2 separate regions of the Mus musculus genome follow, and region 2 is linked to region 1. Evidence: chromatin loops called from intact Hi-C (ENCODE). Cell type or tissue: gastrocnemius. All regions are shown on one strand. Each heading gives the region's core, and the rest is flanking DNA. Links, peaks and the distances in the headings are about the cores only. Region 1 overlaps Snx30 (sorting nexin family member 30). Region 2 overlaps Susd1 (sushi domain containing 1).

Region 1 (15,577 bases), core at 2,799-10,798:
AGACAATATTGAGCGCAAAAAAATGTATTAAAATAGATTAAGATTTTGTTCCCAGTTCACAGGGTACAAGAACACAGTAAATAAAGAAATAAGGAAGTAGGCACACTCCCACAGCTGAAGACGGTGTTAATTTCCCTTTTAGGTTTGTAATCAAAATGTACTTTTCTTTGCTTCTCTCATTCAATCAAATTTCTCTATCATAAATCTGTGAGCAGATACTGTTGAACAATTTAAATTACCCGCTCACCCAGGGACCTTTGATCTTCAATTTATTTCCTTGGTAGCTTGCTCAAGCACGTAGTTAAAGGTGTCTTTTTTACTTCTCGACAGGGAAAAGTGACTACTATGTACAACCTAAAAATATTTGCATTCTGACAAAAATAAAATTAAATTCAAAAGTTTGGGAGGATATAGACAAGAGGAAAGCCTTACCTGCCTACACCGTAGGGAGGTGAACCAGTTGTTATAATGAAACCCAGTGGAGTTTCTGCAGTAAACTAAAAACTGCCTTCCCTTGATAGCAAAGTAACGTCTTTAATCCTAGCACTCCAGAGAGCAGAGGCAGGAAGATCTCCGAGTTCCAGGCCATCCAAGGCTGCACTGTAAGACTGTCTCAACAACAAAAACAACAAACAAAACCATCCCAAGATCCTGAAAATATCTCTTGTATTTTAAGAGTCTGCGACTCTTTCTCGACTGTGTAGCCAGAATTAACAACACACCTGAGTTCACTTATGTCTTGAGGGCTAGCCTACTATGCTCTATCTGTGTAGCCTGCCTTTAAGAGAACAATGTAATAGCCATCTCACTTGCCTTGGGCTTTTCATGTAATCAGCTTTTACAATCTAAACTAATGCATAGCTGCAATCTTAAATTACATACTAGTCCATGCCCCTGTCTCAGAACAATGCATGTGCATCATTTGCTGAATGCAGCAAGAACAGAGACTGAAAGCAATTATCTAAAATCTACCAAAAAGGTTGAGTGCAATATGCATGGATACTGATTGCTCAACAATGTTTCTAGAAGTGTTTAGAGTCTCCATCAGATGGAGCCAGTGATGTAATTCCTTGTAAAACTCTGTTGAAGATTTCTGTAAAGTACCCCATTCCTTCCCACGTGATGCTTTCTGTGCTGTTGAAGAAACACAGAATGAAGTCCTTTGTTTAAGCATAGCCACGCAGCTCATACAACTGACAGACTCAGAAGACACAGACACAGGGACATATTAACAAGACAGCTTTCAGGCAGGCACAGATTCACATCACACAAGAGAGGACAGAAGACTCGGGGAACATAGAGAATTCAAATCTGGACCATTCTTGGTTAAATCACACCAAGGGAACATTCTTTCCTTCATTCAATACCGATGCATTATTGGTGACTCAGAGATAGTCACTAATGTGTTTAATCCATGCATAAAAATCCATTTAAAAAAACTGAAAGCAGATCTGCTAAATAACCCTGTTATGCAGCAGGGTATCTGCTAGAAAGACTGTAAGCCAGTGCACCACACAGACGATTCCCAACGGCTAAGCTAGGGGTGGCAGGGAAGAAAGGACGAGGAAAACGTGCTGTGCACACATCGATTCTTCCTCAGCCACAGAAGTTATGTCATTACAGGCAACTGAGTGAATCAAGCCTGTCTCAGAAAAGCAACTATCACAGGTTTTCTCTTGTATGAAGCATCTAGATTTTCTACATACATAAGCAAAATCACATATGTGTAGACAACATGAATCTGTAAGAGAGTAAACAGTGCTGATGAGGGTGGAGTGGATTTGTTCAGGAGACCACATGTACCTGTAAGAAACATCCTATGTGCCAGACCTATGTCCACATGTACAATGATTAATACAATAAAAGAAACAATGTTTGAGTTTTTAAATGTTTAAAAATGCATTTTAAAAATGGACAAGTAGGGGTAGTGATGAAGCTCAGAGGTGGAGCAATGTTGGCAGCGTCCCCCCAGATCTACAAACAGCCAATGAGCACATGAAAAGATGCCCACCACAATTATTAGGGAAATGAATCCCAACCATAGTGAACTTGACACTGTGACACACACGTAGCCTCAACATTCAGACGATTACGGCAAGAAAAACTAAACATCATGCCAGGTTACAAAGCCAGGCTGAGCTACATAATAGGTCCCTAGCTCAAAAACAAACAAACAACCTCAAGTATCTATACAGATATATGTTGGAATCTACAAAAAAAAAATCCTACTTATAAATTGTTACAAGAGTCTATTGGAAACTTCGGGGTTTAATTTTGAAACACTGACATTGCACACAGTACTTGAGAGTTTGGGGTTTATGTTACATATGCTTTTAGCTTCTTAACCTGGTCTGAAATCTGAAATAAAAGCATATTCCCTATACATTACCATAGAGGAGCTTATTTCTATTTCTAAGTAGGAAATCCATATGCAACTGCTCAGTAATGCAATGTCCAACCTCTTCTTGTCTGAGTCTGAACTCTTGCCTGCACTCAACAAAAGCTTCCTGAACACACACACCAACACCCACACCTGAACACACACACCAACACCCACACCTGAACACACACACCAACACCCACACCTGAACACACACACCAACACTCTCACACCTGAACACACACACCAACACTCACACCTGAACACACACACCAACACTCACACCTGGGCCTGCTGAAACTTACCAACTCAAGGCAAAACCCTCTGCCAAATAAAAAGGCATCAAGATTAAAGCCATGCCATCAAGAAGAGTAACTGTCAACCCTAGTTTAATTCAAAGTACTTGCAAGTTCAATCGATATCTTACTATTAATGTCCCTACTGAGTAAGCTAAAAGTACCTCAAAAAAGGGGGGAGAGGCTAGAGAGTTCACTGGTCAAGAACATTCACTGCAGTTTCAAAGGGCAAGGATTTGGTTCCTAGCACCCACCACAAGTATCTTACAATTGCCTGTAACTCTAGCTCCAGGGGACCCAAATGCCTGCTTCTGGACTCCATGGCATCTGCATACCCATGGCAGATGGCACATACATGGGGATACACACATGAATAAAAACAAAATAAATATTTTATTTAAAATTGGGATTGGGTCAAAAATGAAGTCATTTTATCATTTCAAATTAGGGAAACAGTTGTTTTAATACAAACTCTTCTCGTTAAGTCCAGTGAGGGGAAAGCTGCATAGGAGATACATCCTTTGTCCTTCAGGAAAAGCAAACCTTCATTTTGCAAGTCAAACTGAACACCAAAGTGTTCGATAAATGAACGTAAAACATCTCATCTCCAGAGCCTGTGCGTGCCCGTCTAATTGTCCATGTGTCTGCTGTGCAATGAGCCAAGGAGCAAAGCAGCAGCGAGGCCAGTGAGCACATGTAGTGCGCACAGCAAAGGATGATGGCTGCCTGGGGTGGGGAGGGAGCTACTTAACTCATATACATTCAGTGCTATACATGATAAAGCCTCTCCAGTGTACAGCATTCTGTGCACTTAGGCCTATGCTATGAAAGAGCTCAGGCTGTAGCCCGGTGGAAGGTGGGAGACCCTAGGTTTGATCTCTAATACTGCCGAGGAAAAAAAAAGGTAAAACAGAACAAAAAGAAACATAATTTTAGTTCTCAGAGAATAAATACAAAGATTATATTTTTATAATTTGTTATGGGATATATCATGTTAAGTATTCATACGCACAAGGATACTTCGGAAGGGGATAGGTATGTCTTGACTGTGGTAACACACTCACGAAACTGTCCACATGTAAAATGTACATGTGTATTAATGTACATCAACTTAGAGAGAAACAACGTGGGGCAAAGCCTCTATTCCAGATTTTCTGACGCCACCATTACATGATAAAAAAGAGGAAACTGTCTCTACAAAGAGCAAACACTCCACACCACACACCTCCAGCTCCCAGCACATATGGTGACTTCTTTCTGCTTTTAGAATTCCAGAGGAGCAAAGCAATATAAAAGAAAGCAAAAACATTGCAAGACATCAGAGGGCTCTGTAGGTTTTGAAGCTGTAATTTCCCCTACAGACTCACAAGTTAAAGGCTTGGTCCCTAGGCCGTGGTGCTATTTGGGAAGGTGGCAGAAAGCTAGCTGGAGGAAGCAGGTTGCTGTCTATGTCGCTATCCCGGGTCCCTCCTTACTCTGCTCTGCTCCCTGGTGGCTCTGAGGCGAGCAGCTTCAGACACATGCCCCCAATGCTGGGATACTCTTACAGGCCTCAGGCTCAGAGCAATGGGTCCAACTAAAGGGCGGGGTTGGGAACTTTAAACCAAAACGCATTCTTCCTCCTTCTGAATGGTTTCTGCAGGCATTTGTCAGGGTTGAAGACTTTGACAGCCCATGTGATGTGCATTGTTTGGGATGTGGTTCAGTGGTGGGAGGAGCCCTGTTAACCCTCAGAACCACAAAAGGGGGTGGGAATGGGGCAGGCATGATACTTTAAGCAGGCCAGGATTTGTGAAGCCAAAGTAGAAAAGACTGAATTGAAAGTCAATCAATTTATAAATCATCTTGTGACTCCTCAGGAAAAAAAAAAGGGGGGGGGTCTAAGGAGCAAACTGTGTTTTTCCATCAGAACCCATAAAGAATGCCAAGTTTGCAGTCAGAGACTGGAAACAAAGCAGGTATATTATAGTCCATGGGGAGAAGCAAATCCCGCCTCTGGGTGCTTTCCCAGAGCCACTATTTAACTGGCTACAACTTCCTATGGCTTCACTCAAGTCCCACCCCTTCCTCCACAAGGACCTGGAATGGAACACAGGGACCTGCTCATGCTGGGAATCGTTCAACCAGAACTTTATCTCTCATTCTTTTCAAGAAATGGTTTTATCTCCACACTCCCCGCCTCAGCAGTCAAATCAGAAAGCACAGCCATCCTCACGTTTAACAACAGCTAATCTAAGATAGAGAGAAGTAAACTGACAGATGCCTCAAGACCACCGTCCCCTAGGTTTCACAACCAATTTGAATAGATTCTAAAGTTCCTTTATTTACTTACTTACTTACACGCACACAGAGTTAATTTTTAAAGGGGCAAAGAGGGGACTAAATAGATGGCACAGGTTTGCTTCCTAGTACCCATGTCTGGTGACTCACAACCACCTGTAACTCCAGCTCCAGTGACAAGGGACATCCACACCTCTGGCTTCCAAGGACACTGGCACTCACATACCCACAAACATATACATAACTAAAATAAATCTCTAAGAAATTAAATGGAACAGACATTTCTCTAAGAAGACATGCAAATATCCACCAAGAACATCAAAGGATGTTCTCAGTTGTCAGGCAAATGCAAATTTAAAAAAAAAATCACATTATGATATCACCTCACACCCACTAGGACAGCTATAATTAAAGACAGATAATAATCATTGTTTGTGAAGATGTAGAGAAACCAGAACTCACACACCATGTGAGGGGATGTCAAAAGGCTGGCAGTACCTCGAATGATTACATGCAGAATAACATATAATTTAGTAATTATACTCCTAGGTCTGCATCCATATAAATAATACTTGGCCACAGGAAGACTTATACACAAATGTCTGTAACAGTATTATGCCTAAGAGCCAAAGGAGAAAACAAACAAAATTCCATTTGAGGGTGGGCAGACAAAATGTGGTATGCTCACACACAGACTATCACCTTACGGTAAGAAGGAAGTCCTAGCCAGTGCTCCACTGTGAGTGACCCTTGGAACATGCTGAATGTAAGAAAGAAGACGACACCTGAGAGACAGAGGTGAGGCCACCAGGCTCCAGAGAGGACAGTGACAGCGAGGACTTTGAGGTTTCCCTCTGGGGTGCTAAAAGGTCCTGACACTGATTTGTTGGTTGTTCTACAAATCTGAATACACTAAAGCTTTGAAACGTACATTTCAAATGACTGGGCTGTGCAGATGTGGCTTCCGTGGGACTTTTTAAAAAGGAGGGATCATGGGGCCAGAGAGAAGGCTCGGTGGCTAAGAGTGCATTCAGCTCTTGCTGAGGGCCCAGACTGAGTTTCCAGCACCCACATGGGGCAGCTCACAGTCACCTATGTAGAATTCTGTCCCCAAGGAATATGGCTCCCCTTTCTGACCTCCATGGGCACACACATATGTACATAAAAGTAAAAATAAGGTCTTAGACAGGTGGTGATGGCGCATGCCTTTAATCCCAGCACTCAGGAGGCAGAGGCAGGTAAATCTCTGAGTTAGAGGCCAGAGAAAGTTCAGGATGGCCAGGACTACACAGAGAAACCTTGTATCAAAATAAAACAAAACAAAACAAAACAAAACAGAACTCAGTGATGAAGAGCACTTGTGCCTTCAGAGGACATGGGTTTGATTCCAGCATCCGTGTGCTGATTCACAACCATCTGTAACTGCAGTTCCTAGAGATCTATTCTTGTGAGCTCCTTGGACACCAAGCACACATATGGTACACATGCATATATGCAGGCAAAACACGCATAAAATAAGTCTAATAAAGAATTTAAAAATAAATTCTCTGTTAAAGGAGACAACAAAACCTAAACAATAATTATGCCGCACACTTACCTAGTTCTCCATTTTTGTTAAGGTTTAGTTCAGATTTCTTTAAAAAATATATTTTTATGTGTATGGGGGTTCTACCTACATGTATGTCTATGTTTCCTATGTGTGCCCAGTGACTGTGGATACCAGAGGATGCCGGATCCCTGGAACTGGAGTTATACTCAGCTGTGAGCCACCATGCACATGTTGAGAACCTGGGTCCTCTGCAAGAAGAGCAAGTGCTCTTAACCTCTGCGCTGATGAGACAGCCGCCTCTGTTTACAGGCGACACTCAGTTCTCAGGCAGAGGTCCCTTGTCTATCTTAAAATTCTTCACCCTATCTACGTTCCTACCAAGATTAGCTACCGGGTCTAGTGAGGACGCAGCTGCTGCTTAGATACTGAGAGGTGACTTCTAACAGTTTCTGTAGGATGATGTGTTCATTCCTCATTTGACTTCTCTATTTAAACAGAAATACTTCCCTGAATTAAATCTCTCTACTTCAGCTAAGGGTCAAGGTCTTGTGAAGAAACTTAAGTCTCTGCCTGCTTCTAAAGCACTTCCCTGCCCACCACACTGCCCAGCCACTGGAGACTACAGAAGACTATCTGGATCCTCCAGAGACACATACACTGCCTCGTGGGAGCTACAGACTGGTGGCACTACATTTTACCAGCAGGTGTCACTCTCGAGCTTTTGAGTCTCAAGTGCCAAACCAGAAAGAAAAGAAACAGAACAGCCAAGAGGGGAGCAGGGCTTGGGCAACAGTTTCCCTGCAAAGAGCAAAGAGAGAACAGAAACCCCTAAGTCATGTGACCTGGATTAACAGTTTACTGCGGTGGCTTTCTACTCCTAAACACCTTACTCCATCTTCATGGTCTAACCAAGAAAACCTTGAGACAAATGTCCACTGAACCTTGCTAGCAAACCCCAAAACTGTCAAAGGTTGTCAAAGACCAGGAAAACTTGAGAAACTGTTACAAGCAAAAACTGCCAAAGGGGTTATGTATGACCGATGTCCTGGTAGGGAGCCTGGAATGAAACACATCAGGCAAAATACTCACCTCGGAATAAAGTACCGAGTAAACAAAGCTTATCAAATGATGACGCCAGCTAGCCCATTAACTGGGACAAGCATTTCACATCTGTGCAGAATGTTAGCCATGAATGCAACTGGGTACTGAGTATGGGAAACCCTGTTCTCCTATTTTTACAATAACCCGAAAACTCTTCTGAAATAAAAAGCATATGTTTAAAAAAAATTACCACTAGCTGCCAATTTGGCCAAGTAGGATTCTATTTTAAGGTCTTGTTCCGACTGCTTTAAAATGGCTGCTTCTTTTTCAGGCACGTTCTTAAGTGACTGGAGGGCAGAAAAGTAAAGAAGCAGACTCAAAAGACCAGACAGGACTTAGGGTGGCAAAAGAGAAGTCTGGGGACAGCGGATTCCTGCGGGCCCCATTGCCTCCAGCCCTGTCCTGGCCACAGGGATCACCTTACCTCAAAACCCTACAAACATCCAGTATTCACTGCACACATAGCCATGGTGGGTGACAGAGGTGAGAAGGTGAAGATACGACTGGGAACTGGGCAGCCCCTGGGGTTAGTCAATCAAGGTCTTGTCAAAGGATAAATTGGCCTTTGAATAGTCATACGCTCTAAACTTTCCTAAAGTCTCCAAAGACAAGTAATAATTATCTTAACTTAAAGGCCTTGGAAAACTACCCAATGTATATTGATTATTAGGTCTTTAAAATTTTAGTTATCACCCATTTTAGAAGGGGGGGGCAGGGAGTTGTACGGGGTGGGTCCATTCACGTTGCTTCAGTACAGAGGAGTGAGTGGTTTTCTTGCTTGAGTTTTAAATAAAAAACTGTGGTTGTGAAGGGATGGTGTGCCAGATTCCTGTCCCCATTGGCCACAATCTGAAGCGTCGGCTTTGCCTTCTTGGTAGGCAGCCAAACCTCAAGAAGAATGTCTGCCAAGTGGGAAAAGCAGTTTTGGTCGGTGAGACTCACTTCCAAGCATCAATCTTTTTGCTTTTTGTTGTTGTTTGTTTTTCCAGACACTGTCTCGTACAGTAGCAGAGACTTGATGGAACTCATTATGTAGCCCAAGATGACCTTGAACTCACAGTAATACTCCTGCCTCTACCTCCTCAGTGCCAGAATTATAGATGTAAACCAGAATGCCCAGCTACCAAACTTCAGTCTTTTAAAGAGGTGGGGTATTGGGATATTTCCCTTTTCAAAAAAAATAAAGACAGACAGACAGAGACAGACAGAGACAGACAGTAATAATACAAGTGAAAATCAGAGCCAGGCACCATAGCTGTACACAGGGCTGAGGCAGGAGGATTGCCACAGGCTTGACGCTAACTTGGGTTAGATAGTGAGTTCTGGGCCAGCTTGAGAAATAAGATAATATCTTGTACTGGGAAAAAGAAACTTGAGCAGGGTGGTGTAATCCTGTAGTCCTAAATACTGAAGGAGCTAACGCTGCCTCCAAGTTCAAAGCTCTCCTAGGCTACAAAATGAGCTCAAGGCCAGCTTGAGTAGCTTAGTAAAACTCTGCCTCAAAGAGTAGGGGTCCAACTCGGTATAGAGCATATGAAGAGCAAGTATGAGTGCCCTGGTTTAACCCTCAGTACCACATAAGAGAGAGACAGACAGAGACAGAGGACAGATGGAGAGACAGAGACAGGGAGCGGGGAGATGGCTCAGGTAGTAAAAGATCTAACTGAAAAGCTCCATAGGCCAAGTTCAGTCTCTGGAACCCATGTGAGAAACTGTGTGCAGTGGTGCACATCTGCAACCCCAGCACTCCTGCAACTGAGATGGGAGGCAGAGGCAGGAGACTCACCACACGCACGCACCAGCAGCCGGGACTACAGGGAGCAGCAGAAATAAGAGAAACCATGCAACCAGGTGGAAAGCAAGAGCCAACTCCTGAAGTTGCACTCTGACTTCAAATGTGTGTTATGACATGCATGTGTGTGCAGAAACACACACAGACATATACACATGCACAAACATACACACACACATACATAAATAGTGTTTTGTATTTTTTTTCTTTTTTAAAGAAAGGAGGATGGGGGGATGGTATGGGGGACTTTTGGGATAGCATTGGAAATGTAATTGAGGAAAATACGTAATAAAAAATATTAAAAATTTTAAAAAAAAAGAAAGAAAGGAGGATGGGAGGAAAGAAAAAAGTAAAAATCCAGCCCACCTTACCTAGCAGGCTGGCAGTGCAGAGTAGAAGCTGAGAGTGTGAGACACTTCACCTCTATCTTGCATGCACTCTTGGTGAGTGCATTCAGTATAAAATGCTGAGTGAGCCCATCACTGCTAAGAACTGAGCACTACCCGTGTGGGTCTAACTCGGGAAAAGATAGAACAAGCAGCAGTGACTTACTACCTACGGGAATGAGATGAGTGGGCTGCGACTCTTCCAGTTTGTTCCTCAGCCAGTCGAAATCCTGGTATCGCCGACGAACAGAATATTCTGGCAAGTCAAACTCCACCCGTGTGCTCTGCAAGTAAGAAGAGAGAGGGGAGTGCACATGTGAGGAGGAGTGTTTTCTGGCCAGGGGAAGGAGACACACACTTTCAGAAATCAAATAAGGCGAAGACACCCCTCCTTCCGCCCATGCACAGCTGAATGGCAGTTTACCAGCAGGCTGCACAGTCAAGGAGCTAGGATGGAGCCTGACACAGTGGTGCTCGCCTTTAGTCCCAGTACTCAGGGGGCAGAGGCTGACAGATCTCTGAGTTCAAGGCCAGCCTGGTCTAAAAGGCAATTTCCAAGATAGCCAGGGCCACACAGAGAAACCCTTTGTCTTAAAAACCAATCGATCCATCCACCCATCAATAGGAGCTAGGAAACATAAGACCTTTGGTTTGGCTTGGGTTTTTGGGTTTTTGGGTTTTTTGCTTTTTTTTCTTTTTTTTTTTTTTTTGAGGGGGATGTTTTTTCCTGCCCTCAGGAAATGAAACTCAGTTATTCTTCAGAATTGTCTAGAACATTTGATTAATTTCCTCCAGCTTAACTCTGAAAGGGTTGTAGGTTTTTTTCCCTCCTGAATAATGTAATTTCACATACTGCTGAACCAACACAAATCGGCGAGGAGGAATGGTGTTTCCCTGTTGCACATGCTGACAAGCTTTGCTGAAGGGACCAGTCAAGCAGAGACCACAGAACACTGCTCCCTCGGCACACAGTCTAAGGCACTCAAGGCAGATGTGAAGGAAAGCTGCGAGTTCAACGATAGCCTGGCTAGCCTACATAGGGAGTCCCAGGCCAGGAAGGCTACATAGTCAGACAAAAACAAAAACAAAGGGAAAAGAAAAAGGGAAGGAAGGGAGGGAGGGAGGGAGGGAGGGAGGGAGGGAGGGAGGGAGGGAGGAAGGAAGGAAGGAAGGAAGGAAGGAAGGAAGGAAGGAAGGAAGGAAGGAAGGAAGGAAGGAAGACATTTTGCTTCAACTACCATATTCTGCCAGAACAATGACCTTGATAGCATACTACATGTTAGATCTAGATGAGGCAATATCTAGAAAAAAGATAACAAAACACCATTGTGTGTGGAAAATGTTAATGCTCTACCCTAATGCTAATTTTTTAAAGTTCTCTGAAATATAATAATGCCACTTTAATAATAAACCAACGTTAAATAAAATTAATTTACCCCAAAATATGATTTTTACTTATGGACTGCTATCTCTTCTTGGATACACCATTCATCCCTGGGAGGATACCAGCAATTGCTGATCTCAAATATGAGCTAAAGTACAAAACAAAAACAATCTAAGCCACATTTCACAAGTTTATTCTTTCAAGCCCAAAGTCTGTTTTAATCTGAGGTGTCCAAAAAATCTTTAAAATACCTAAGGAAGAGTCACCCACTGACCAAGACTGTGGACAGCCTAGGCTCTGAGGTTAGGATGTCGTTCACCACAAAGCTGTGCGCTTGGTCTGAGCAGAACCGGAAGGGGAACGCTGACCCTCAAGGATTGCACCAGCTCCCCATCCAGTCCCTCAAGTCATAAGTACCTAGGAAACACAGAGCCGCCCTGAGCCCCAACATTAGAAGCATTGAGTGGGATACTTTCAAGACCCCTCCCAACACCCAGAGACTCCAGAAGAGGACTGGTCTGCAGTGAGAAAGGAAAGCAACCTGGTTTCACTGTGAATGGGTAAAGGGCCTCTCCCTCCACCTTCCTAAATATTCCATGATCAAATCAATCGTGTTTCTCATGTTCACCAAATCAATTCCATAAACTACCATTTATGTAACATGTCTACTCCGTGAAATAGATCAGTATGTGGTAACTACAAAAGGCAGGGCAGACGCTGTGCTTTGCTACGCACATTTCTATACGTGGCGATCCAGCTCCACCCTCTGCCTGTCCCGGTTGTATTTGTTTACTTGTTTGTTTCTTTGTTTTAGGTTTTCAAGACAGGGTTTCTCTGTGTAGTCCTGGCTGTCCTGGAACTCAATCTGTAGACCAGACTGGCCTCGAACTCACAGAGATCCTCCTGCCTCTGCCTCCCTAGTACTGGGATTACAGGTGTGCACCACCACTGCCCGGCATATTTGATTATTTTAAAACTTCAAGAAAAATAATGACTGAAAAATATAAAAATGTATACAGTCCCTCTAAATAGGAAATAAATTAATATTTAAGTTTATAAACTTCCACTTTTTCTACACATATTCATTCAGTTTCTGTAGCACATTAAGACACCTGGAACACCTTTGTGCCCAGATCATTACAATCACTTAACACATGCATAATATTCAACTAAGAGGTTATAACATGATTAAACCAAACCGCTATTTAAATGGTTTCTAATCTTTTAATCAATAAACAATGTTAGAGTAAACATCAGCAGGCTTCTATCCATTAGTCCCACTAAAATAATTTCCTAAGGATAAAATTGCTGGATTAAAAAAAAATACTTTTTTTTTTTTTTTTTGAGACAGGGTTTCATTGTGTAGGCCTGACTGGCTGGCCTGGGACTTCTCACTTTATAGACCAGCCTGGCCTGGAACTTGAGATTCACCTGCCTCCCAAATGTTGTGATTAAAGGTGCTCACCCTGGTGCTCACCAAGACAGGATCTCTTGGTGCTGAGCACTGCTTGTTCCAACTTCTGGGGATCCTCTTGCCTCAAACTCCATCTCATAGTAGGAGCACTGGGACTGCAGATGCGCTACCATGTCCAGTTTTACGTGAGGTCCAGGACTCAAATTCTGATCCTTACCATGTATGGCAAACTTTATCCACTGAGTCATATACAGTGTATGGGTGTTCTGCTGCATGTATGTCTGTGCATATTTCTTTACTAGATCCCTAAAGAGGACAGAAAATGGCATCAGATCTTTTGGAACTGGAATTGGAGGTGGTTATAAGTTGCCATGTGGTGTAGGAATTGAACCCAGGTCTCTAGAAAAGCAGTCAGTGCTTTTAACCACTGAGCCATCTCTCCGGCCCCATCAATACTCCATTAGGGACCACAGGACAGGAGATATTTATCTGATACCGCAGGGTAAATATAATCATGAAACAGAAAGGCTCATTCTTTTTAGACTCAAAATTTACTTTATTACCACAGCTCGTTCTATGAAAATCATACTGACACATAGAATCAAATGACATAAATTAATAGGTGGGAAAGATGCAAGGAAAACAAGAACGGGGATTCTAGCAAAGAAGAGCCAAGAGCGAAGCCAGCACTGCACGCTTGCAACACAACTCCGCTGCAGAGTCAGCCACGAGCACTGCTGACTTCATGGAGCGGAGTCAAGTATTCATAAAGCGTGCTGCTCAACAAGCCCCAGGGATGAGTACTGCCAGCTTTCCTCTGTGAAACTCAGTACACAGAACGGGATGGGGAAGAACCAGAAAGTCATCATCATCAGCGAAGACCTCTACCCTGTCCCTCCACACTGGGTCTAGAACCTATGGTGTCCATCAGAGATCACCGCAGGCAGCGGGCAGCCCCAGTCAGATCTGAGGCAGTAACCGAGCACAGAGGGACTGTATGCTCACCTGAGCACCTCTTTAGTCATCTCTGGAAACATTAGCATCAGCCCACAATCTAATCCACACCCAGCAAGACAGCCTGGACCTAGACTCCACAGACCACAAAAGGTCCCCCTCCACCAGTCTAGATGGCAAATGGCTCTGGGAAACCCAGTGCCCTACAGACTTCTATCCTACAGACAATATTACAGGCACCCAAGGATTTTGAATAGATGTTTTAAATTTTTAAATTGTACAAAAACAGTCTCCAATGCCAAAAGAATCTATGGTGGGTTTAATGAAACTGGCCAAAACACTGAAATAATTTAGCCAACAACTCTAAAGCTAAGACCATCGGCTGATAACTCTTGTGCCTGTAGCAATAACAGGTAAAGAGCAACACCTCTACACCAGGGTCCCTAACACTGCCAAGCAGCTCCAACACTCCCAGCACCACGCAATCTCAACAGTCCCATCATCAATTAGGAAAAAGCTGTAGACACCTCAAAACTTGTAAGTCCTGCTTCAAAACCTCCCATGTATTCCTGCCAGATGATCTTCTCACTCTGCCCCAGATAAAACTGCAGCTATAAGCAAAGAGTCCCTTCCCTTCCTGTCACGAGACAAGCTTCCCTTCCGTTTTCCAGACAATGGAGAAAGTGTGCTTCTCTTTTTGGAGGCCAAACCACAGGCTTATCCGCAGGGCACAGCTTGCACTTCCTCCGGCTTACTCTCCACTCTTCACCCATATCTGCTTTCCCGCCAGCCCTGTCCATCTTGCTCTTAATTCTCCTTCATCCTCAGAAATAAAAACACGTAAGCATATTACAGACACAGTGATACACAGCTCTAATTCCAGCACTCAGGAGGCAGAAGCAGGAAGGATCAGAAGAGTTCTAAGCAAGCCTGGGCTACACAGCAAGTATGACGTCAGCAAGGCTCTGTCTAACACACTTACACCCACACACACATTCACACACACACAGCTCTCTCATTCAAGCACACTCTTGCAGTTACTGCTGTTTCTTTTTTTATTATTATTATTTTCTTTATTTACATTTCAAACTTTATCCCCTTTCCTCATTTCCCCTCCAAACTGTCCCCCCATTCTCAGCCCCTTCCCCTGCTCACTAACCCATCCACTCCTGCTTCCTTGTCCTGAAATACACTGGGGCACTGAGCCTTCACAAGACCAAGGGCTTCTCTTCTCATCGATGTCCCATAAAGCCATCCTCTGCTACATATGTGGCTGGAGGCATGGGTCTCTCCATGTGTACTCTTTGGTTGGTGATTTCGTCCCTGGGAGCTCTGGGGGTACTGGTTGGTTAAGAGGAACATACCTCCAGTGCTGGTGGGATTGCAAGTTGGTAACAACCACTCTGGAAATCAGTTTGGCGGTTCCTCAGAAAATTGGACATAGTACTACCTGAGGACCCAGTTATACCACTCCTGGGTATATAACCAGAAGATGCTCCAACTTGTAATAAGGACACATGCTCCACTATGTTCATAGCAGTCTTATTTATAATAACCAGAAGCTGGAAAGAACCCATATGTCCCTCAACAGAGGAATGGATACAGAAAATGAGGTACATTTACACAATGGATTACTACTCAGCTATTAAAAACAATGAATCCATGAAGTTCTTAGGCAAATGGATGGAACTAGAAAATATCATCCTGAGTGATGCAACCCAATCACAAAAGAACACACACTCATTGATAAGTGAATATTAGCCCAGAAGTTCAGAATACCCAAGATACAATTCACAGACCACATGAAGCTCAAGAAGGAAGACCACAGTATGGATACTTCAGTCCTTCTTAGAAAGGTGATCAAAATACCCATGAGAGCAGATACAAAGACAAAGTTTGGAGCAGAAACTGAAGGAAAGGCCATCCAGTGACTGTCCCACCTGGGGATCCATCCCATATACAGTTCCCAAATCCAGACACTATTGTGGATGCCAACAAGTGCTTGCTGACAGGAGCCTGATATAGCTGTCTCCTGAGAGGT
Region 2 (15,577 bases), core at 5,190-13,189, 510 kb after region 1:
CAGGCACACATACAAACACATGTGCATACACAGACACACAGACACACATGCACATACACATGCTCGTACACTCAGGGACACACACACACTTTTAGACAAAAACAAACTGTAGAGCGAGTACTTGAACTTAAGTGTGTGAAACCAAATCTAAGCGTGTGCTCTTTGTGTTAAATACCCTACCGGCCTTTGACAATGTCCCAGCTGCACTTATAGCCAACCACGATCTATCTGCTTGGTGATGCGACCTTTTTATATGTTCTCTTGTCTTCTAGAAGATGATCTCTTAGAAGATGACGGACTTTTCAATATCTCAGTATTTAATGAAACTTGTTTGACGTTGAGCAGGCACTCTAGGCAAGTTGGATCAGAACAAATGTACCAAGTAAGATGACGCCTTATTCTTATCTCTTACAGAATTAGTTATTCAAAACACACGAGTGATTCATCCCTTCTCTGGGCATGCCTTATTCGCTCCTTCAGCTTCTCTCTTGCTCTTAACCCCTGAATGAAATCTTATTAAATACATCTTTTTCATGACCTGTGACTCTGCTTCTCAGAGCATGCACCCATGCCCTGGGGTGTGTCCTAGCAGCAAGCCTATGTTAAAATATCTTTAGTAAACTCCCAGCTCGACAATATATGCAGGCTCTCTGCAATGGAAGATCCAGGATACGTAAAGACTCCTAATAGGGCGACTGTCTGCACTGTTGGCGACTGCTCTTTCTAGGAATGGGTGCGTGTTACACTGTTGCAGGGAGAAACTAAGTTGATGAAGGGTCTGTGAACTTGATGACTTCTATCGCTTTCTTGCCTACAGTTGCACACTTACATGTTAAGACATTTATCTTAGTTTGCCTTCAGATGCACATACTGGGTGTACATTTCCAAGAAGCTCATTTAGCTTTAGTTTCCTTCCCTACCCAAACTCAAATCAAAAGCAAATTTAAGAAGGAACCTGGATTTACTTTGGTGTCATTTTTCGTGCCTAGAAACTCAGGCTGAGGTGTGTGGCAGGTCCGGTGGGCAAGAGGAGGTGGCGGTAGCCCGAGCCCGAATGGAAGTAGATGCTGATGGAAATGGTGCTAAGATATTTGCATATGCCTTTGACAAAAACCGAGGAAAGGGCTCAGGCAGGCTTCTGCATGAGCTGCTGTGGGACTGGCACAGGGGAGGTGTGGCTCCCGGGTTTCAGGTGGTTTATCTCAATGCTGTGACTGTGGACAATCACTTGGACAACCTGCCGCTGGTACCATGGGGCTGGCGACCCAAAGCTGAAGAGACCTCCAGCAAAAAGCTTATACTGGCTTGCAATCCAGCAGCTTCCCACAGACCCTATAGAAGAACATTTCCCTGTCTTGAATGTGACCCAGTACTATAATGCCAATGGGGATGTGGTGGAAGAGGAAGAAAATTCCTGTACCTACTATGAATGTCATTCTCCTCCTTGTATGGTGATTGAAAAGCAGCTTTGAGAGTTCAACATCTGTGGGGGTTGCCCGGTGGCTTGATACTGTGGCTTTCAGTGCCAGCAGAAGGACCGGCCTGGCCACAAGAAGCACTGTCGGGAGAGGAAGTGTCCCTTCCAGCACAAGCTTGAGCCAGAACGATGATGATGACAGGCTGAAGAGCTGCCACTGCTGCAGGTTCAAAGTTTCCAGCTCGTCATGAGCACAGCGGAAGACAGACTGCCAGTTGAACCCGGAGGTGCCCAAGAAGCCAGCAGTGGATCCTGAGCAGCTGCCATGCGACGTCACAGCAACAAGCAGCCTGTGGGGACAGTGCCCCTCCAGTTTTCACCTCCAGCAGAGACAACAGGGAGGCTCCCTAGGACCTGTCTCATTATTTATATATTAATATGTTTGTAAACTCATGTACAGTTTTTTTGGAGGGGGGAGGGTTAGCAACTTCAAATAGAATTATTTGTTGTAGTCCTCAAAAAAAAAATAGGAGAGAGAGAGAGGGAGAGAGAGAGAGGAATTCAGGCCGAGTGTGATAAAGTGAAAATCAGTTATTTATTCCATAAATATTTAGCAAAAGAATATCATATATTATGACCCAAGAGTTTCAAGTCAAACAAATACCAATTTACAAATAAACAGCAACTGTAATGAGATACTATGAATTTTTACATTTGACAAAAATGTAAAAATAATGGGATGGGTGTGTGTGTGCGCGCGTGCATGCATGCATTTACTTCTAAGTATAATTTTTTAAATATTTACTTATGCTTTACCTTAATGTGCATGCTTTGTCTGCATGTTCGTATGTGCACCGTGTATGTGCCTTATGTTCATGGAGGCCAGGAGTAGAGTGTGGCGTTCCAGATGGTTGTGAGTCACTGTATCCATGCTGGGAATCGAACCCAGGTCCTCTTTAAGAGCCAGTGCTCTTAACTGCTGAGCCACCTCTCCACTTCTCCCCAACAAGGTGTAATTTTTAAGAAGCAAACCCCACATCAATCGTATCATAGAAAACGTGTAGGGATTAGCTGAAGTGGGGGTGAAGAGGGGAGGTGTGGGCAAAGAGGAGCAGGGAGGTAAGGAGGAAGTGAAAATCCTAATCAGGGCTGGACGGTGAGAAAGAGCCCTAGAAAAGAGACACATTCAAGGACCCAAATGGTTTATTCTATGATAGTACTGAAGGAGTTCTGTTAAAGCTAGCCAAACACTTGGTTAAGAAAACCAGTGATTCTTGGGGCTGGGAAGACCGTTCAGTTAGTAATGTACTTGCCACCCTAAGTGTGAGGCATTGAGTTTGGACCCCATCCCCACCTAAAGAGCCAGGTACCGTGCTGTGTGCCAAGTCAAGAGGATTCCTTTGGCTGCTGACTAGCCAGGCTAGCTGAATCTGTGAGCTCAGGGTTCAGTGAGAAGACATCCAGCCTCAGGCATCTATGCACACATACACACCCTAAAACGACTGAAGAGTTAAATGGAAAAAATAAACTGAACTTTTAATATGTTAAGGATCCATTTATGTAATACATGGGATATAGTTACGTCCACTGGAGAAAAGTGAGCACTCAAAAGCTGTCCGCATGTGAGAATATACACACTGTTCATATCACATGTGAATACATTATCCTTTATCAGCAAGTGGTCCAGGAGAGCAGGGTACCATGAGATCTTGTGCCCAGCTCCCCTGGTAATGCTTTCTAGACCCTGAAGCCTGACTGTGGCATTGGACAGCTGGAACCATGTGGAGGACATTCATAGCCTTGAGTGTAAGGGACTCAAGTTTTGCTGATCTCTCTCTGAGGGTGCCTAAACTATCCAAGAGAGTCAGAAGGCTTGGGTGAGAGTTGAACCTTATGAGCCAGTTAGTTATCCAGTCTTGGATGATCTGTGAGGATGGTTCGTTCAGTGATTGAAAGTAATGGTGGAGGGTGGAGAGCCAACGATGGGAGCTTCATTAAACTCAGTTTCACCAGATAAACTGTACTGGTTGATAACGTTTGATCATAGTACCCTGGGATCTGTCCTGCACTTCCCCTGTGACTCGCTTCCTCTGTGACTCACTGTTGCTTGAGCGGTGTGATTCAGATCGCAGTATGTGGGATGCCTCCACTCATCAGCTTTGACCAGCTCTGATGGGAAGGAAGACGCAAGAGAAACCACATCGCACTTTCAAAGCATGGCCTGGGATAGTTCTCATAATGCTAAGTACCCCGCACAGTGGGGCTTCTCTATGGAGTCCTCAGGATGAACAAAACCGAAAGAATTTTTGCCCAGTAGCTTCGGTGCAGTCTCTTTCATTTGAGTGGGCACAAGGGATTGCTCTAGAACCGCCTGCCGTCTTGTTATTCCCTGTCCGTCGTTGGTTATGCAATTCAATCTTAGTCCTACACCTGCCTGAGAGGAAAACTGGGTAGGACAGGTGCAGGAGCTTTGCTGTCTTTAAGGTAATCCTACAAAGATTAGCAGAAGGAGATTTCTTGACAGTCTAGGAATCTGGCAGCCAGCAGGAAGCTAACGCAGCACTCTCTTTCCGTCTGACAGGTGGAGGTTCTGGGTCAGAGGTGGTATCTAGAGAGCTCCTACCATGCTGCTCTCTTTAACTTCACAACAAGAGACCGAGCTCCAGAAGTGTGTTTAGATCTGTACCCCGCTACTGATTACACGATAAACATCACCCTTCTGAGACCCACTGAGCCGCGCTCCGCACAAATAACCATAACAACCTCAGTGACAGGTAGGCACGGATGCCTTTCCAGTTTGTTCCTGGGGATAACACATTAGGTACGAGGGTTCATCGGCACAATGAGGGGAGCACAGAGGATGGGGTCAAGAGCCCTGCGTTCTACTTCTAATAAACTGCCAGCTTTGTCTGGTATTCCTGATGCTTGAATCTTACCAATCAGTCCTTCTGTACAATGTTTTGACTTCTCGAGGAGATTCCAGAAAAGGAGACTACATAGAGATTCCAGGCAACTTTAGAGTGGGAATTCTGTAAGGCTTCTGTCTCTCGTTTCAAATTCAAAATGGCTCTCTATCTCCTTCCTTAATGTCTGTTTGACAAGTTGGCTCACTGTGCAGCTGTGTTTGTTCCTTTAGATTCATGAAGCCCCATATATTTCATTTATGCAATTTACATTGCATCCTTATGTTTTTGCATACTTGGGAAATTATATATTTTCAAACGCATGGTTCTTTCCCACAGCCTCAAGGGCTGTCCTGAAGGTCCCTGCATTTACCATTTTGCTGAGATGTTAGCCACACCTTCACCTCCTTAATTTGTGCTGTCTCTGAACATTGTGGAGGCATCAATGTTAACGGGGAGGACATTCCTCAAAGGAGGAACATCAAATATGTACATTATGCCCACAGCAGCCATTGACACTTGTGGAGGCCCACGCCTGCTGGCCCTGTCCCAGGGGCAGGAACTATGTTATTCTGTCCCTATCAAGGCCATGCTGGACCTGGCAATCTTCCAGAAGACAGAAATGTTATCTCTGCTGCACTGGGCACTGGCTGAATCCAGGGGGTTCACAGCTGGGCCATCCAGGAGCATGGCCCCATGTAAAGAATAAGCTGTTACTTCTGTTTCAGGATGAGATGAACTAGAGTGCGTTGGCCTTAGAGGAGGCATAAGGTCCCTTCCTCCCTCCCTCTCCTAACTGGAAGCTGGGGTCTGTCTGTCTCAGCTTCTGAGGGTTAGAAAAGTGACTGAGCCCAGGATCCAAAATGGGGAGAGCGGCAGCCCTATGTCCCAGATTGTTCATTGGCTGAGCCTTTGTGTCCAAGGTCTATGAGAGTGATTTGGACGGAGTCCAAGTTCCAGCCTATAGAAGAGGACAGAAATTTCTCCAGGATTTTTAAAACCCCTATTTTTGTGCTAGATCAGTGATTTGGCTTCCCCCTTCTGCATGATGGTATATTAAAAACTGTTTCATGCTCACCAGTCTCTTGGATTTTTTATTACTGTGTTTGCAGCAGTCTGACTCACAGTAGGGGTATAATGACGCCCCTTGGTGCTCCTTAGAAACGCCTCCTTTGTGGATTTTCCTGGAAGCCATATAGAGGCCAGCGATGTTAACTACACAGCTCCCAGCTAGTGCTAAGGAGCACGGGGTCTTTAGCGTTCCCTCTCTCCCTCCCTGCCTCCCACCCTTTCTCCTTTCTTCTTTTCCTTAGAGAACCCACTCACTCAGGACTTCACACAAACTGGGCAAGCATTCTCCCACTGGGCCACGATGCCAGGGTCCCTTCTACCATTTCTTCACTTCTCTGGGCTTAGCAGTGAAGTTTCAGGGTTTCCTCTCTGGAGGAGCTGCAAAATGAAGGGCCTGCTCCTCTCTGGTCAGGACCCCACCCCCTACCCCCTAACCCCCACCCCATTTCCTGTTCACTTTCGCTTCTAGCAGGCCAGTTTGGCAGGCAGTATGACTTTTGCACAGGAGACTGTAACGCTCAAGACATTAGTGCATTTCTGTCCATCTCACCAAGTGTGGGATGACCAGGAGAGGTATTAGGCACAGGTTCACGGGTTCCATCCCAGAAGTTCTGAGTCAGTATGCACAGGTGCTCACTCAGGGTCTACCCACCTGATTCTGCCAGTCCACTTGGGTAGTATTGTTTTAGCCACACACAACTTAGCTACTCCTGGCCAATTACAATGTCCATGCAGGCAGAGATATGAGAAGGGAGGGAGGAAGGAAGTTAGAGAGGAAAAAAAGGAGAGATAGCTAAAATAATTCTATAGTTCATATCCAAGATGCTAATGTGCTAAAACTTGATCTGATCGATACATTTTTCCTAATAATCAAATACCCACTTCCTCTATTCCTGCATTCTTGACTTAGAGACCCTGCATGCGCTGTATAACCTGTTCAGGCACTCTCTTCATCATATTAGGTTCCAGCCAGTGTATGCACTTTTTGTAGTGAGAAACCAAATCTTAATTTTCCTTGCCACGTGGGATTACACAGGATTAATAGGCAAAGTATTGTCTTTACTGTTGTGGGCAACTCCCAGAATGACCCTCAGCACAGATTAGAGTGTGGTCATTTTAGAGAAGATTTAAATACAATGGGGTTATCCAGCTGGTCTTAGGCTGAGCCGCAGACAGCAGTGGGCAGATAACCTATTACCTACTTCTTGGAGGCCGGGGCTACATGAAGTACCGCAGGCTGCAGAGATCAGCATACTGCAACGTGTTTGCTCAGTAACCCGTGACACACGAACTCTGTGCAACAGGAAATGTGACCCAAGGAATGGAGCTTCCTGTCCATCGGGTCTGGTATTTACTGTTCCTTGAGGCTGAATGAGCGGTGAATTGTCTTTGCTTTTGTGGACTATGGCAAGGAAGTGACCACCACCCTTCGCCCACTTTAGCAAGGGAAATGACCTTTGTGATGTTGAACACTGGGGGCTTGAATACAAATATCCGTATCATCCCAGGTATCTACATTAGGAAAGCAATTCACAGGGCTTAGTTATATCCTTAGAGTTCATTTATTTCAACATTGGAATTCTGCGATCTGTTTAGCAGACCTGTCAGAAAGGGAGGTGAGACATTGTGGGTAAGATTTTTACCACTTCAGTATTTTCACAAGTGTGTTCTGCCCTCGACATGACGTGGGGATTTCTGATTCCAGGGTGTCCCATCATTGGACAGCTCTTCACAGGAAGTTTGTAGGGCTGTTTTTATATATTGCCTCTGCACATGGGTTGAGTCTGAAGAGACACATTAGAAATGGCTGCTCTCTCTCTCTCTGTAGATCTGGCTTAAGCGAGTGACTTAAGTCACTCTTTTAGGTATGATTGCAGTAATACTGCTTCTTTCAACTTGAGATCTGGTGCATGCTTGAACCAGAGACTGTACCTGAGACCCAAGTCCCCAGGTGACTGGTCTTTGGCACTGGTGAGAAACATCGGCTTCTGATTGGTGGCTGCTGCTTAGCTCTCTAGTGGGAAGCTTCGACCCTGGAGAGCTGAGCCAGGAGAACAATGTGAATCTGCCCAGACAGTGATGGACCTCAATTTGTCTCTGAATAATGTAGTTGCATACCGATAGCCTGAAATCTTTCATGGTAACCAGATACTAAATTTATCCAAAGAAACATTTTCATACTATAACCAAAAACTCTCAACTTTGAACCTTTCACCTCCATAGTTTCTTTAAGTTAAGCTATTTGAAAAATATCTGGATATATCTAGGTAATAGAAATGACCTCACTGTTTATAGAGCAATTATAAAAATCATAGCTTTAATTCAACATGGTAGATTTTTTTTCTTCTTTGAGACAGGGTTTCTCTGTAGCCCTGGCTATCCTGGAACTCACTCTGTAGACCAGGCTGGCCTTGAACTCAGAAATCCGCCTGCCTCTGCCTTCGAAGTGCTGGGACTAAAGGCGTGCGCCACCACGCCCAGCTTGATTTTTTTTTTTAATCATTCTTTTTGGCAGTATCTGGATAACATCGATATCTTTCTTTAGGCTGCTTCTAATCAGGGACCAGAAGACCCCCTCCCATGGATGCTTAGGACCATGCTTATTTCTCTTAAGCAGGGTTAGGCATGTTTGTAGCACAAGCTTGATAAGAATTCAGGAACATTAAAGAAACAACAGCTGACATTCTTTCCAGGGAATGAAGCTATAGAAGTGTATTTCTAACCTTCTCATCTCACCAAGAAGTGCTTCCTTTAGCCCTCTGTCCTTTCTGTTTACTTCCTTGAGTGGGGCGTGCAGGGGCGGGGGGATGGGATGAGAATTCTTCTTTTATCCTTAAAATGTAATTGTATTTGGAGAAGTTTTGAGATTATTCTGAGTCAGCCTTCTTAGGTACCTAGAATATCCTTTTAATATTTATATTCAAGTGTGTTTTGATTTTTGTAATATTATCTTGAACTATACTTTTAAATATTATGTCTCCAACGTACCCCCTCTTGGTACACCCTGGTTATGCATATGTTGGACCGTTTGCCTATATTTCAGTTTTAACCTTTTGTGCTTTTGTTTTTTTATAGATCTCATTTTAGGATAGGCCTTTAATTCCAGCTCTTGGAGGCAGAGGCAGGCAGATGTCTGTGAGTTCGAGGCTAGCCTCTACATAGTGAGTTCCAGACCAGCCAGGACTATATAGTCAGACCCTGACTTGAAAAAAAAAAATCTCATTTTACTGTTACATTTTCTCTACTATTTTTATTAAATTTTATTCAAATCTATTCTTTCATAGACATCAAGAAATTCAGCCTTTATTTCTAACACCGGTTTGTCCTTCTCTTTCATTTTTTTTCTGAGTTCAGACACTTCTCTTTCAGTCCCTTTCTGCTTTATGCCCATTTCTGTTCTTAGTTAATTTTCTGACTGGAGATATTTTTCTTCCTATCCTCAAACGATTATTTATTGTGGTTTTTTTCCCCTCCCCTCATTTGTGGATTTCCAAAACGATAGTGTGCCTAAGCTGCAAGGTTTTGTTCATAGAACCTTGTTTTTGAGCGGACTCTGCGGTTGTCTATGGAGTCACGGCCCGCCGCGGTAGCTAACGAGATTCCCGGGTTCAGAGCGCCCTCTTCCGTCAAGGGGTGAAGTGCAGTTGCTGTAAAGAAGCATTTCTTTTCTGTTTTGTACTTGGTTGAGCATGAAATCTTCTGTTCTAGTTTAGGGTTTTCTGCTCCGTGGGATCTTGCACTAAGTTTCTTCCTGTCGACACTTACACTCCCAGGACACTCCCAAGTGTATGCGCTTCTTTCTTCTTTGCCTTTTCTTTGCCAGGAACAGTGACTTCCGCAGCTGCTCCCCAACGCCTTGATATGTCCTACCTATCTTTTCTCTGTAGCCAAGGCTGTGGTCACTCTGGTCTGTCCCCATGTTTTCACACTGAAAATGGCATTTCTCTCTCTCTCTCTCCCTCTCTCTCTCTCTCTCTCTCTCTCTGAAGGTCTCTAGCTCCCTGCCTGCTACACAGCTCTCTGCACAAACACTCATAGGAAGTTGAGAGAAAGTGGCTGGAATTTGATACTTTGTTTGTTTGTTCGTTTGTTTGTTTGTTTAATGGTGATTTTAAGATTGCTGTGTTCTCTCTGCTCTCCAGTTAGGATGATAGCTCTGTGTGTCTGTGTGTTCTGTGTGTGTGTGTGTGTGTGTGTGTGTGTGTGTGTGTGTGTGTGGTGTATGCACCTGTGTGTGGCAGGAAGCGTGTTTAGCCCGTGTACAGACCAGGTTGGTGTGGACGTCTTGATCACTGCTCTTCACCTTGTATTTTGAGACAGCGCACTGTTTTGGGTACCTGGGGCGGTCCAAAAGGATGAGAGCCAGTGTCAGTGAGCAGCCCGCCTTCAGAATCCACCTCCCAGTCCTGGCATTACAGATAAAAGCTACTGTTCCTGGCTTTTACCCAGGTTCTGGGGACGTGACCTCAGGGTGATGCTGGCCCAGTACACACTTCACTCATTGAGCCGTGTTCCCAGCCCAGCAACATTGTTCTCATGTTATTTTATTTGCTCCTCCATTTGACCTGAAGAATATTTTGGAGAATATGTAGAGAGATTCAGATTCGAGGGACCATGGTTTTCCTTGGATGGAGCAGAACTCTGATATCTGTGTTCTAAGTGCTGAGTTTCCGTCTCTGGGTCCTACTGGTTCAAATCTTTCCACCTGGACCCATCCCCCTTCTCTTCTGTACTTCATACATTACTTCCTTTTCTGTAAATTTTCTTCTTTTGGGATTCCCGTGGTTGATTTCAGGTGGTTTGGCAGCGTTCCCCTGGAACCAGTCTGTCTAAATTCAAATATGATGTGTGTGAATAAGTTACTTATCCTGTAGACAGACGCCTTAGTTATCTTAGCTGTGAATGCAGGACTGGTAATACTTACACCGTGCGTTTGTGATAGCACTGGAAGGGTTAATTCATGTGGAAAACCAGTCTGTGTGTGACACGCTCCGCTCCGTCTGTAAAATGCTAAGCATTACTTAATCTTACCTAATGACGTGTTATACCGCCTCTGTATTTTTGCTACACTTACATGGTGAATGACTCCTCCCCCTAAGTCAAATGTACGTTAAGAGCATGTAATTAATGTGTTTTGCTGTTGCAGTGATAAAACACTCTGGTAAAAAGCAACGTAAGGGAGAAAGGCTCTATTCTAGCTCCAGTAGAAGGGTGCCGTCCATTATTGTGGGGAAGTCAAGGCAGCAGAGGCTTGAAGCCGCTGTGAACATCACACCAACAGCCCGGCACAGAGGGGGACGACTGCACACGGAGGTCCTCAGGTCTCTGACTCCATTTTATGCAGTGCAGGCACCCCACCCGTGGAGTGGCCCCGTATGCAGTTAAGGTGGAGCTTGTCATATCAGTTGACCCAATCAAGACAGTTGCTTCCGGGCATGCCCAGTAGCTGGGTAATTCTCCCTCAGTGAGTCTCCAGGCCAGACCCTGTCCAGTCAACAATGAGTTCCCACCATCACTAAGTGGAAGCCACACCTATGGCACTTCGTTCCACTGGGGTACCATCAGTTGCTTGGCTTTCTCCTTACTGCTGATGGCTTAATTAAATGACCAGGACAGCTGTAATTGTCACCCTTCTCCTCATTGGGAGCACAAAGAAGTAAAAGAGCCCCACCTCACCCCAGGCTCCCCAGAGCTCTCGGTTCTTTGTGGGGTACTGCTGAGGGATGGAAAGAAATGCCTGATATTCCTCAGAGCCCCTCTCCCACAGTAAGAAGGAAAAGCCAGGTTCCAAAGAAGCCGAACTAAGAGCCAGATTTTTGTCTCCTGTGAGACATTCTTGCAGGTCTGGTTTTTCAGCTCCATTAGTCTAGATTAGATAGACCCAGTGGGTGGAGAAAGAGAGAATGGAGAGGTGGCCAGGGACCCGGAGACTTCAGGAGCTCATAAACAGCACTTCCAGTAGCAAAGATGATGGGGAATTTCCCTAGAATATTTTATTCTTCTTTCTTTTTTAATTTTATTTGTCCTTGCAATACTCTTATAGACATACTTTCTTCCCAGTTCATATATTTTTATCCCATTCTTTTTGAGAGGATAAAAATCCCATGGTTTAAAAGTGTCTGATTTACTAATTTGCATATAATTGAAAGAAATCAAAATTTCCCCCTTGAAAAATGCTATTAATATGCACGGTATAGTGTGTCTTACTGGATTTCGGATACTCATTTCCACATTTTGACATCTGTGAACCCTCGAGTTGCGTTACGGTCAGGTGTCTCTCCTGTGACCTTGTCTTTGCCCATGTATACCTCAGATTGGTCCTAACTGTCAGCGTCATCGGCTGCTTATACTGTCACTCAAAGGTCTCAGGCTTTATCCATGCTCCCCACAGTGGTTCTTGATGAAAGAGACGGTCCTTGTTGTCAAACTGTTTATTGATGGTTCATGGAGGAAAATGGGTGCATACCACCTCCTCAAGGTGGAGCAGAGATTAAATGCCTTTTACAGGAAGGAACGTCCAGGAAGGGAACTTTATTGGCTAAACCCTCAGGGCCTCTCAATACTGCATTAGCATGGAGAACTCTGTTTTGGGTGATGTGACCATTGGTCATGGCCCTTTGTGGTCGTGTGTTCTGGGCCAGGAATCCTGGTAGGGAGCAGGGAGATTCCTACTGTCCTTGTTGTGCCAGCGAAAGGTTAGTGATCCTCCAAAACACACACAGGACCCAATCTGAAGCAACTCACAGCAGGGTCTTTATTCTATTCAAACTAGCTTGTCCTCAACCTTAACACACAACCTTCACGCAGGACTGTTTTGGTGGTGGTGGTGGGGACCCCCAAATGTCTATGGGGCAAGGCTTTATAGTAAGCAGCAAGCAGGGAGTACGTGTGCAAGCATCTAATTGGAAAGCCGCTGTGGCCTTTAACATAATTGGCTGGTGCTGGGAGTCAGATCATAAACTTAACTTCTGCTCCCCTCTGCATTGGTGGTTGCTAGGCATGGGGTGGGCTTGGAACCTGGGTGCAGGTTTCTTGGGGGAGTAACCTGGAAACATTGGTCTTGTTGAGGATTGACCTAGAGACTGGGGCTAGGCTCAGGTTTTGTTGGGGAGCAACTTGGAAACTAGTGCTAGGTACCAGCCTGTTAGTTTACCTGAGTTCAAACTTAAGTCAGGTTCTCTAACATGGAATCTGAACTTAAAAGATTTGTCCTCTCATCCTCAGAGGGTGCTGGGGTCTCTGAACCCACTCAACCTTACCAAGTTTCCTGGTGTGGTACTGTGACTCACAGGAGAAGCTGGAAAATGTGGAGTGCAGTTTAAAGAAATACTGAGCTGAGGGTGTAGCTCCATCCTAGTGCTGGACAGAAGACCCTGGGTTCCATCCTTAGTAACACACAGAAGCTTCTATTCCTCATGGTGGAGAGGACATGGCAGAGCATCGTTCACTGTGATGGGAGCTTGTGGTGGCCGCTGAACTAGAGCAGAGAGCAGCTGGAAGGTAGGGCCAGGCTGTAGCTTACACAGCTGTGGCCTACTTCAGCCAGTCAGGTTTATGTCTGTCTGTCTAGTTTAGTTTTACTTTTGAGATGGGGTTTCTTTGTATAGCCTTGTCTGTCCTGGAAATCACTATATAGACCAGACTGGCCTCAGACTCAGGAATCTACCTGTCTCTCCCTCCCAAGTGCTGGGATCCAAGGTATGTACCACCATGCCCAGCCAGTCAGCTAGCCAGATTTAAGAGCCCCATAGCAATCCCCCTACATCAGCACCAGTCAGGAGTGAGTGTTCAGAGCATGAGCCCGTGGGAGTCAATTCAGACTCCTGCTCCAGGGGCCTCACTCTTCCCAGCACCACCCCTGTGTCTTGTCTTTCAGACTCCGGCACTGTGTCATTTGCCATGCAGAAAAGTTAACTTTCTAAAGGTTTGTTTTTTTTTTTTTTTTTTTTAGATTTTAGGGGCTGGAGGGATGTCTCAGTGCTTAAGAGGACCCCAGTTTGGTTTCCAGCACCGATATGGCAGCTCACAACCATCTGTAACTCCAGTCTCAGGAGATCCAAAATCCTCTTCTGACCTCCCTGGGCACCAAACACTTACATGGTACTCAAACACACATGCAGGCAAACATCATACACATAAAGTAAGAGTAATTCTAAAATTAGTTCTTCATTTTCTTAGTGTTTCTTTTCTACCTAGGATTATAGAACTATTCTTTTATATATTCTATAGTATATTTTTAAAATAAATCTTTTTCCTGTTGAAAACATTTTTTCCAGTTATATCAAGGTAGAAATCTAATATTGCTTATCTACTGATTTGAAGTGCCATTTTTTTCATCTATAAAGTCTCCTGAGAGCCCAGCAGTGGTGGTGCACGCCTTTAATCCCAGCACTTGGGAAGCAGAGGCAGGTGGATTTCTGAGTTCAAGGCCAGTCTGGTCTACAAAGTGAGTTCCAGGACAGCCAGGGCTATACAGAGAAACCCTGTCTCAAAAAAAAAAAAAAAACAAAAACAAAAAAAAAACAAAAAAACTTCTGAGTAGAAAGGCCTGTTTATTGATTCTTCCTTTTCCATTGGTCAGTTAGTTGATTCTTTTGCTAACAGTAAAATGCTTAGCTACTCCAGCATTCTGATTGTGTCTGATATCACTCCAGAGGGGTAAAACCTCCCACAAAACCACAAAGATAGGTTTTGAAAGGGGGGTGTCCCTTTTAAAGTATGAACCATTGAAAATCATAGTACAAGGATATATCTTTGGCTTAATATCAAAACCAATATCTTACAGAGGCCATGACAAAGAAAATTGAGAGATATTCCTATATTTTTGTTTAGGTTTTATTTGCAATTAGGTCTACATGTGTGGGTGTGTGCATGTGAGTGCAGTTCCCTCAGAGGCCAGAGGGGGCGTTGGAGTCCCCTGTAGTTGGAGTTACAGAGCTGCCTAACACTGGGGCTGTTACTTCCAGCCCCTTATAGTTTTATTGTATCTGTTCATGTTCCTTGTGGATTGATCCCTCTCCCCCAACCCCACCCCCACCCCCAACTGCCAGTTTGCTTTTTCTCATTAATCTTTCCAAAGAAATTTAGCAGTGGTTATTTCCTGTGTATCGAATGTGCCAAACTTGTTTCATCTGGTTCTACTTTGTCCTGTGGTTTCCTCAGTCTTCCCACTCATGACGTCTCTCTGTGCATTATTTTCTTTTATATCCTTTAACAACATTTTTTTAAGATTTATTTATTTTATGTATATGAATACACTGTTGCTGTCTTCAGACACACCAGAAGAGAGCATTGGATCCCATTAACACATGGTTGTGAGCCACCATGGGGTTGCTGGGAATTGAACTCGGGACCTCTGGAAGAGCAGTCAATGCTCTTAACTGCTGAGTCATATCAACATTTTTAAAACCTTGTTGTCTCCTCCTCCTCTTCTTCCTCCTCCTCCCCTTCCTCCTCTTCTTCCTTTTCCTCCTCCTCTTCCTCTTCCTGTTCCACTTCCTCCTTCTCCTCCCCACACCATGTTCTTTTCTTTGGTTTTTCAGGACAGTGTTTTTCTGTGTGTACCTCTTGCTGTCCTAGAATTCACTTTGTTTAGCAGGCTGGCCTTGAACTTAAAGTTCTGGGATTAAAGCCATGTGCCGTGCCAGCACATCGGCTGGTGTTTTGATATTTCTATTAGATTTTTCTTACTTGGCATTAGTTTCAATGCTATGTCCTTCCGTTGGGTTTTTTTGGTTTTGTATTTTGTCACTTGGATTAGTTTCCTGTTCCTGGTTTGATAAGTTACTGAAAACCTGGTGGCCTAAAACACCACAGTTGACTGTCACATAGCTGTGGAAGTCAGACACTTGAAATCCGTTTCACTGGGCTGCAGCCAGAGTGTGGACAGGCGCATGTGCCTTTAAGGGACAGAAGGGAGGCTCGGTTTCCTTACTCTTAGTCTTCGGGGTCCGATTAGCTTTGGTCCCACCTTCCGTTGGTTTACCCTGTCCTTACAGCATTATGCCAGGCACAGAGTCTCCCTGCACAGTCCACTCTGGCCTGCCACTCACTCTCCATCACCTCACTCAGTGCCAGGATGCCAGGTGCCTGCCCCCATGCCCCTCCTCCTCTCCTTCCTCCTATTCATCTTCCCCCTTCTGCTCGCCCTTTCTTCCTTTCTGCCTGGTGTGTATGTGTGTTTGTG

Evidence for each region. Peaks named below come from ENCODE experiments on the same cell type or tissue, not always from the same donor. Only the 100,000 strongest peaks of a DNase experiment are listed, where the experiment ranks them.
Region 2: a loop joins it to region 1, with 4 times the contacts of the local background. A loop is called at or near these places in 3 of 42 quality-filtered maps.

What each region holds. Positions count from the first base shown.
Region 1 is chr4:59,862,729-59,878,305 of GRCm38, reverse strand. It overlaps Snx30 (sorting nexin family member 30), which reads right to left. Exons shown (of 9, transcript NM_172468.2): 3 at 9,958-10,068. Among named protein-coding and RNA genes, the nearest start is that of Slc46a2, 45 kb to the left of the region's middle. In gastrocnemius, for the core only: a CTCF peak has its summit at 7,190 (motif pointing right); DNase peaks (open chromatin) are centred at 7,201 and 8,486; H3K4me3 peaks cover 814 bases; H3K27ac peaks cover 2,333 bases.
Region 2 is chr4:59,354,336-59,369,912 of GRCm38, reverse strand. Susd1 (sushi domain containing 1) reads left to right here. Exons shown (of 17, transcript NM_001163288.2): 9 at 273-382; 10 at 3,999-4,191. It also overlaps the pseudogene Gm12527. Among named protein-coding and RNA genes, the nearest start is that of Susd1, 77 kb to the left of the region's middle. In gastrocnemius, for the core only: a CTCF peak has its summit at 9,018 (motif pointing left); a DNase peak (open chromatin) is centred at 9,002; H3K4me3 peaks cover 293 bases.